Linked DNA regions of Homo sapiens: region 2 is linked to region 1. Evidence: read pairs that join two places in POLR2A ChIA-PET (ENCODE). Cell type or tissue: K562. All regions are shown on one strand.

The links. ChIA-PET counts read pairs that join two places held together with the same protein. Peaks named below come from ENCODE experiments on the same cell type or tissue, not always from the same donor. Only the 100,000 strongest peaks of a DNase experiment are listed, where the experiment ranks them.
Region 2: POLR2A ChIA-PET joins it to region 1 with 5 read pairs; 7 of 35 experiments call an interaction of 5 or more read pairs at or near these places.

What each region holds. Positions count from the first base shown.
Region 1 is chr5:181,150,898-181,154,897 of GRCh38, reverse strand. All of the region lies in intron 1 of OR2V2 (olfactory receptor family 2 subfamily V member 2), which reads right to left. Among named protein-coding and RNA genes, the nearest start is that of OR2V2, 5.3 kb to the right of the region's middle. RefSeq lists enhancers at 742-791, 3,444-3,945. In K562, a CTCF peak has its summit at 3,536; no DNase peak of the experiment used is centred here.
Region 2 is chr5:181,234,033-181,238,032 of GRCh38, reverse strand. It overlaps TRIM41 (tripartite motif containing 41), which reads right to left. Exons shown (of 6, transcript NM_033549.5): 6 at 2,225-3,859. The coding sequence ends at 3,258. RACK1 (receptor for activated C kinase 1) reads left to right here. Exons shown (of 8, transcript NM_006098.5): 7 at 314-424; 8 at 991-1,136. The coding sequence ends at 1,056. Among named protein-coding and RNA genes, the nearest start is that of SNORD96A, 5.9 kb to the left of the region's middle. RefSeq lists an enhancer at 1,827-1,906. In K562, no CTCF peak of the experiment used is centred here; a DNase peak (open chromatin) is centred at 2,457.

The sequences.
Region 1 (4,000 bases):
GTTACATTGACTGACATCTCTTTATAGACCTCTGCTGCTATGTCTTCAGTCAGCTGTGTTGTGTGCAACTCATTAGATCTCAACAACTGAAGCTTTGGGACATAATAGGGGACACTCCATATCTCCCTAACACAGCGGTGGGGGCCCTCCTGGCTCCTAGAATTGGACTGTGTTTATGTGCTGTATGTATCCTTACCACAAAGAGAAGAACTGAGTTGTTTCATGTGTCAGAGACCTTCGGACAACCCCCTTCAGCAGGCAAAGTCTTGGCTGTACCATATGATACAGAGTCTTTTTTTTTTTTTTTTGAGATGGAGTCTTGCTCAGTCGCCCAGGCTGGAGTGCAGTGGCGAGATCTCTGCTCACTGCAACCTCCCCCTCCAGGGTTCACGCCATTCTCCTGCCTCAGCCTCCCGAGTAGCTGGGACTACAGGCGCCCGCCACCACGCCCAGCTAATTTTTTTGTATTTTTAGTAGAGACGGGGTTTCACCGTGTTAGGCAGGATGCTCTCGATCTCCTGACCTTGTGATCCACCCGCCTCGGCCTCCCAAAGTGCTGGGATTACAGGTGTGAGCCACCGCGCCCGGCCGATACCGAATCTTTTACCTGGGATCACATGGACTTGGGAAACAATGTTTAACGGGGCCGGGACCATTTCATTCCCAGGAGATAATTCATGTGTGCTGTAGAAAGGAAGGGAAGAAACAGGAGTTGCTCCTCAGTCTGGAGTCTCTCTCTATGTTCTGAGAGTTTTCTCATGCTTACCACTCTATTATGTTCAGACTACAGGGAAAGGATGTTCTCCTGTTGTGCCCCACGTGAGAAAGGAAGAGTTGCGATGGACGGTGTCATTGTCAGTCATACCGCGAGTGACAGGAAGTCACAGGGCCAATGAGGTGAAGCAATGACTTGGTGCCCAAGAGTCTTAAGAACAGTGAGGTTTCAGTTATGCTGGGGCTTAGAAAATAATCCCTTAGTCAGGGCTTCAGTAGAAGAGGCTGGCACATCAGTATAGGTAATACCTGCTTCCTAAGTTATCTTTAGTAGAAATCAAAGTGCCTTCTTTATGAGATCCTTGTAACTGATATACTTCACTGGGATTTCTGAGTCATTTCCTCACTGCTTCATCAAAGTTTCAATGGATTTATTTGGAGCCTGCTAATAAAGAGGGGTTTCCCTTGATATTTAGCCAAGAATTATTTTGTGTTTTTGTGTTTTTGAGACAGGGTCTCCCTCTGTCACCCAGGCTGGGGTGCAGTGGTGTGATCTCGGCTCATTGCAACCTCCGCCTCCTGGGATCAAGCCATCCTGTCACCTCAGCCTCCCATAGGTGCCTGCCACCATGCCAGGCTAACTTTTTTTTTCTGTTTTTATTAGAGATGGGGTGTTGCCATCTTGCCCGAGCTGGTCTCGAGCTCCTGAGCCCAAGCGATCCGCCTGACGTGGCCTCCCAAAGTGCTGGGATTACAGGTGTGAGCCACCATGTCCTGCCAAACAATTTGTCCTAAACACCTTAGTATCGAGAGGCACCAGAGACATGATATGATTTTACACGGACAAAGCCAAGTCAGGAAATCACATCATGTATATTAAAAAAGACAAAGCATCCTTGACGGTAGAATATCTGAAGCCAAGGCAAATAACAGAACAGATCATTATAAACAACAAGCGGAAAACATCACCGTATTCCGACTCTGAGTCTGTTATCACTGGCGTCACGCTCTCACCCGGCTGAGCCTTGTCTTCGCCCTCCAAGGAGTTCCCAGTTTTCCTTAGGCCTTTTCATGTTCTATTTCTCATTTGCCTCCTTCCGATTTGTTTGTCCCTTTAGCCATCCGGGCCTGCACCGTCAGGCACCATCACTGTAAGTAGCGCAGCACTGCAGTGCTTCCCCGCTTTTCCTCCCTTAACTTTGTATGAGTTTCCTACTGCTTTGTAACAAATAGCTCCAACACTGAGCAGCTTAAAACAGAATAACACATATTTGTTATCTCATGGTTCCTGTGGGCCAGGGATCCAGTGAAGCTCATCTGGGTGCCTCCGGCCTGAGGCCTCTCCTGAGGCTCTGGTTCAGCTGTTGGCACCTTGTTCCCTCCTCGCAGGTGCCTCACCACGTGGCCATTGCCTCCTGCCAGGGCAAGTGATCCTCCAGAGAGTGGAAGGAAATCGCCCTAGAGAGGAGTGGGGTATTTTGTGACCTCACATCAGAAGTCACATCCCTTCAGCTCTGCGTATTCTGTTTTTAGACGTGAGTCACTAATCATCACCGAGGTTGTCCCTGGAATTCAGCATGTCCGGAAATGCAATGCTGATTTTCCTCTAGGGTTGGGGAATTGTGTTTACACTAACCAACTCACAAGTCAGGAACTTACTAACCACAGGAGAGTGTGCGTCCACCTGTAACGAGAGCTGCATCTCACAGGACACCAATGCCACTCTTCAGCAAAAGCATCTCCAGTTGTTCAGAGTTCAGACAAGAAGGCTGTTTGGTGAGCCAAGAGTCAGAGAAAAAGGAACTGGAAGCTCCTAACTGAGAAATTTTACAAGATAAGGCGGCTTACCCCCTCAGGATATTTTCCCCAGGAACAGCCTGATCTAAAGTTAAGTTTCCAGAACGGACATTCAAAGACTCTTTGTCAATCTTGGTTCTGCGTTTACTAAACATGGGCTGTGCAGCCAGCTTCTCAGAGCCTCCGTTTCCTCCTTTGTAAGGGGGTCCATTTTAATAACCACTGTACCTTTATTGCAGGATCACTATGAGGCCAAAAGGAAAATGGATGTGAGTACTGTGGCTGGGACACTGAATGTGATTTTTCTGAGTGTGTGCTGCCTGTCACTAGAGCCCCGCCTCTTCTCAGCAGATCGGAGATAGACGGATAAACCCAAAGCCTTTGATTTTTTTTTTTTTTTTTTTGAGACAGGGCCTCGCTCTGTCTCCCAGACTGGAGCACAGTGGCATGATCAGCTCACCGCAGTCTTGAGCTCTTTGACTCAAGAGATCCTCCTCACTCAGCCTCCTGAGTGGCTGGTACTACAGGCGCACACCACCACACCTAGCTAATTTTTTATTTTTCATAGAGACAGGGTTTTGAACGCCTTGCATCAGCTGATCTTTCCGCGTCAGCCTCCCGGTAATGCCAAAGCCGTCATGGGATCCCAGACGCCCCTCCCAGCCCCAGCTTCAACTGCAAATTTCCTACAGAACATATACAGCTGCGTGTCTTGCTGACACCTCAGACAGAAAACAACCAAGCAGTATTTTTCAGCTGCGCGCCCTACAAAAGTCATGTCCCCTCCTCTCATCTTATTAATGCTGATGTCCTTAAGGGCTCAGCTCAAGTCCACTTTTGCCACGAAGGGCCCCCACCTGACCCCACCAGACGATCCCTTCCCATGCACGTGGCACCTCTTTGGCACAATGCATGTGCTGCTGAGGGCTGCAGCTGGGGTCAGTACAGCCTCCTGATTGGTCCCTGGCTTCACCCAGCAGACTGAGGGCGAAGGCATCGCCTGCAACTTAAGCCAGATGGTGTCAGTCTTGTGCTCAGGATATGCCACTGGCTCCCAACACACTCCCAGCAAGGGCCAACGCCCTTCCAGGATCCCCCCACTTCCCCTCCCGCAGCTGTCTGCCCTCACCCCTGACTCTGGATGTCTCATCTGCCAGGCCCTTTTATTATTATTTTCTTCCTGGAGCACGCCAGATGCATCTGACCTTAGGGCCTTTCCTGCTCCCTCTGCACGGAGCATCTTCCCCACTTGTCTACACCCTCCTTCAGGTCTCCCCCACGTGTCTTCTGCTCATTGAGAACTTTGCTGCAAAGCGCCCCAGGCTGCCCTCCTTCCCTGCTTGCTTTCACTCCACAGCTCTCATCACTGCCTGATACTCTGCATGCTTACTTATCTGTGGGGCTTTTTTCCTGTTGTCGAGACAGGGTGGTCCAGGGTGGGGTGCGGTGGTGCAGTCAAGGCTCTCACTGTAAGTCGCACCTCCTGGGC
Region 2 (4,000 bases), 83 kb before region 1:
TATATATGCCATCTGACTCCCACCTGGGAGCTAAGCTTTCTCAGCCTCCACGTAATGACATTTTGGTCTGAGTAACTCTGTTGTGGTGTGCAGTCCTGTACATTCCAGGATGTTTAGCAGCATTTCCAGCTTCTACTAGATGTCAGTAGCAAACCATCCTTCCACTAGTGGCAACTGAAAATGCATGTAGGCATTGATACATGGACCCCAGGGAGCAAAATCATCCCTTTTTAACTTGAGAATCTTGAGGGGCTTTTAAGAGGAGACTCTCTTGATTGGTAAGTCTTAAGGTTGCTTTTGCCCTGTTCCCCAGGATTTAGAGGGAAAGATCATTGTAGATGAACTGAAGCAAGAAGTTATCAGTACCAGCAGCAAGGCAGAACCACCCCAGTGCACCTCCCTGGCCTGGTCTGCTGATGGCCAGGTAAGTGGGTCTGTCCTCTCAGGTGATTCTGCTTCCAGTTAATTTTCTCCCTCTCATTCTGTTAGTATATCTAGTCTGTCAGACACAAGAGCAGTGTCCTTGGCATAAAGTGAAATGACAAGCCAGGTTGATGAGGATGCCCTCGTTTGCCATGCCAGTGAATGTGTTTCTGCATCAGAGGGAAGACTGATGTGGAACGCAGTGGCTGTCAGCCTTCAATTAATACCTTAATTAATCTGACCAGTTTTCAAATGTCTGGAGCCTTATCACCAGCTGTTTCTTCCTCAAGGAATACATAACCACCACTTACAAGCTGGCTGTTGAAATGAGAGCGGTTTCTTACAGTCTACCCGGCGTTGTGGCACATGCCTACTGGAGGCTGAGGTGGGAGGATCTCTTGAACTGCAGGGGCTTAAGGCTGTAGTGAGCCAGGATCGCACCCCTGCACTCCAGCCTAGACAATGGAGCAAGGTGGACGGATCTCAAAAAAAGCCACTTGGGCTGAATCTAGTGAGACTGCAGAATTTATGCCAGCCTGACCTGTCACTGTCATTTCTTCCCTGCAGACTCTGTTTGCTGGCTACACGGACAACCTGGTGCGAGTGTGGCAGGTGACCATTGGCACACGCTAGAAGTTTATGGCAGAGCTTTACAAATAAAAAAAAAACTGGCTTTTCTGACTTTTAGGTTTTTTTTTCTTATATGCAAAAAAGCTCCATTCTATCTACATTGCTTACACATTAAGTTTGCACTAGCGAACTGGATGCAAGGTATGGACTAAGTAAACAAGGCTTTGAAGGGGAGCTGTCCGTCTAAGTTCTCAGGATTGGGGTAGCATCAGGTGGGATGTTTGTGAGAAGTCACATAGCAGTTTCCCTGAACTTAAACCCCATCAGCGTCCTACATACCACGTGCAGATCATCAGGGCCTACCTTCAACCTGGGGAACCTTCTTGAGGGAAAGAACTGATTTCAAAGTGGTTGCAGTCAATTTTTAGAAAAAGCAGACTCCGCAGGTCCAACCCCTGACACGTAAGAGTGGAAGATGAATCCTCATTCCTCTAAAGATTTGAACATAATTCAGAAAACTTAAGCTTCATGTTAGCAGTCTCTGTCAACATGGTCTTTGAGGAAAGTCAAGGGTTTTTAATTCTTTAAGCAAGGCAGTTCTCACCAGAAGAACTTAATTCAAAACTAATTTATTCCTCAGGTCAAAAGTTTTGGGGTGGTTGGTCTGGAAGCATTCATAAATAGAACCATAAAGTTGGCCCTACTAAACATTTCAACTGCTACTATAACCTGGCCCTCAATCCCCCTACACACAAACACAGTTTATTCATGAGGATAGATGCCTTGTGAAAGGCCAGAAGTGAGCCATTAAACTACAATTACAGTTTCCAATAGAAACCTCAGTACAGGGATGGAATGGTTCAACATGCGGCTGAGACCCCACTACCCTTGCAATTTTCTGTGCTAAGCAACTACAGCATATTGAAGGCCCACATGCACCCTCCACTTCCTACTCCCCTCAATTTATAATGGTGATGAGGCATTTCTGGCTTCAGTTTCAACTACGTGTGGCAAACATCTCTAAGTAGACTGAACAGTTAGTAAGTTAGGTTAAGATATTAAAATGGGGAGCAGGGTCCACATCCCTGTTGAAATAGGAGCCTGCCTGGTAACAGGTGCAAAGCATGCCTTTAACTGCAACTAACCAGTTCAGTTGTGTGGCTTCTCACTGCAGGGGCGGCAAAGGAAGAAATCCTGAGTTACACCCTCACCTGAAGGAACAGACCTCACAAGAGAAGCAAATAAACATTTTATTTCCACAGCACGCCTTCCCTTTTCCCAAAGAACATGAGTTCACCTCAGCCATCAAAGCAGAGGGCGAAAGCTGCAAGTGACAAGGCAAGAGGCTCCTAGAAAAATAGATTATACCCAAGGCTCTCCTCCTGGGGACCCAAACCCGTCCCCAGGCTCCCCCTCAGAGCTTGCCAAATGGAGTGAAAGGCATGGAAAGGGGCTGGGAGAAAAGCCAGCTCCACTGAACAAAGGGGAGAGGAGCCTGGCAGTGAGCAGACCTGGGAGGGGTGTGGGGTGGGATGAGCTTTGCTCCTTGGTTGAGTGCTGGAAAAGGGAAGGGGGAAGAAATAATTTATGTTGATGTAATTAATGTAATGATGATGTAATGGTGCGTGGTTTCAATCATGGCGACCATTCCAGATCTCTCTCAAGTGAAGCTAAATTCTGGCCGGTCTATGGAGGTAGAAATTGAGGACGGAAGGAAAGTTTAGAATCCCTCCTCCCCAGGAGAATAGACATTTATTACCCAGCTCTACCCTTTGGCCCAGCCTGCCTCCCCAAATGGCTTCCAAATCCCTCAGCTAAAATCTGCATCAGAAAATGGAATTGGAATGGGGATGTTGCCTTGCCCAAACCCTCCAGCCTCAGAACTGATAAAGAGGTTGAAGAGCAGGGGTGGGGAAAAGGAAGTTAAGGAATGAAATTACAATTTCCCCTCATCCCCTACTCAAATTCCAGTCCCAGGGCTGGGCTAGGCAGACTGGGAGAGAAGACCAGGCAGCTGTTCTCATTATCAGGGACCCATGCAGACCTGTTGGACAGACATAGTAGGTGAGAGAAGGCTGAGCTGGAGGCCAGGAGGGTTCTTTAGGCTCCTAGAGGGAGAAGCAGGGGCCTGGGGTCAAGGGGGAGTGGGAAGCAACACAGTAACAAGCAGTGGGAAGAGCCTTTGAGCCCTCAAACTTACGGGCCACCCTCCACCACCCACCCCCCAAGTGCTGACAGAGGGGCCCCTGCGGGTGGCAGGATAATCAAGGGCAGAGCTTGATGCGGGTGCCCTTGGAGAGCACCCGGAAGAAAGGAAAGACACGCTCGCCCAGGAAGGCAGCCGAGAAGGTGTGCACGTGGGCTAGAGTCTCTGCGTTGTAGAAGCCCAGGCGCCCAGCTTCATAGTCCAGGTACACACCAAAGCGCCTTGGTTTCTCACTGGGGCTCAGCAGCGTCTGTTCTGTGGAGCTCTGGGCCTGATAGCGTTTGCCGTTGGTGCCCACGCACCACACTTCCCGCTGGAGCAGGGGCTGCTGGGGCAGGTGGAGCCGGCGGCGGCGATGGTGATGGCGCGAGGAGCTGGCATCCCCGCTGCCCACGGAGGAACCCCCAGGGCCCACCTTTTCCTTATGATGGGTTGATTCACGGGCAGCACCCACCGCCCAGCCCCGCCGCCCGCCCACCTCTACCTCCCAGTAGTGCCGGCCGGAGCGGAAGCCCTGGGCCCCCAGTACGCAGCAGTCGGCCGAGAAGCGCTTGGGATGGTCAGCAACCTCCTGCCGCCGCTCTGCCAGGCGGACCCCCCGGCGGTCAGGGGACAGCATCAGGGCCGGGTGAGCCGTGTCAGGGTCCAGCGTCAGGTCCACTTGGGAGGGAGGGAGGACAAATACGCCAGGGCTGGAACGGCTGTTCCCCTGTCAGCAGCCAACTCCACAGATTGGGCCCCCTTTCTCCCTGAATCCAGCTCCCCACACCATCCCAGAGGCCAGCCTCAGATTCCTGCAGG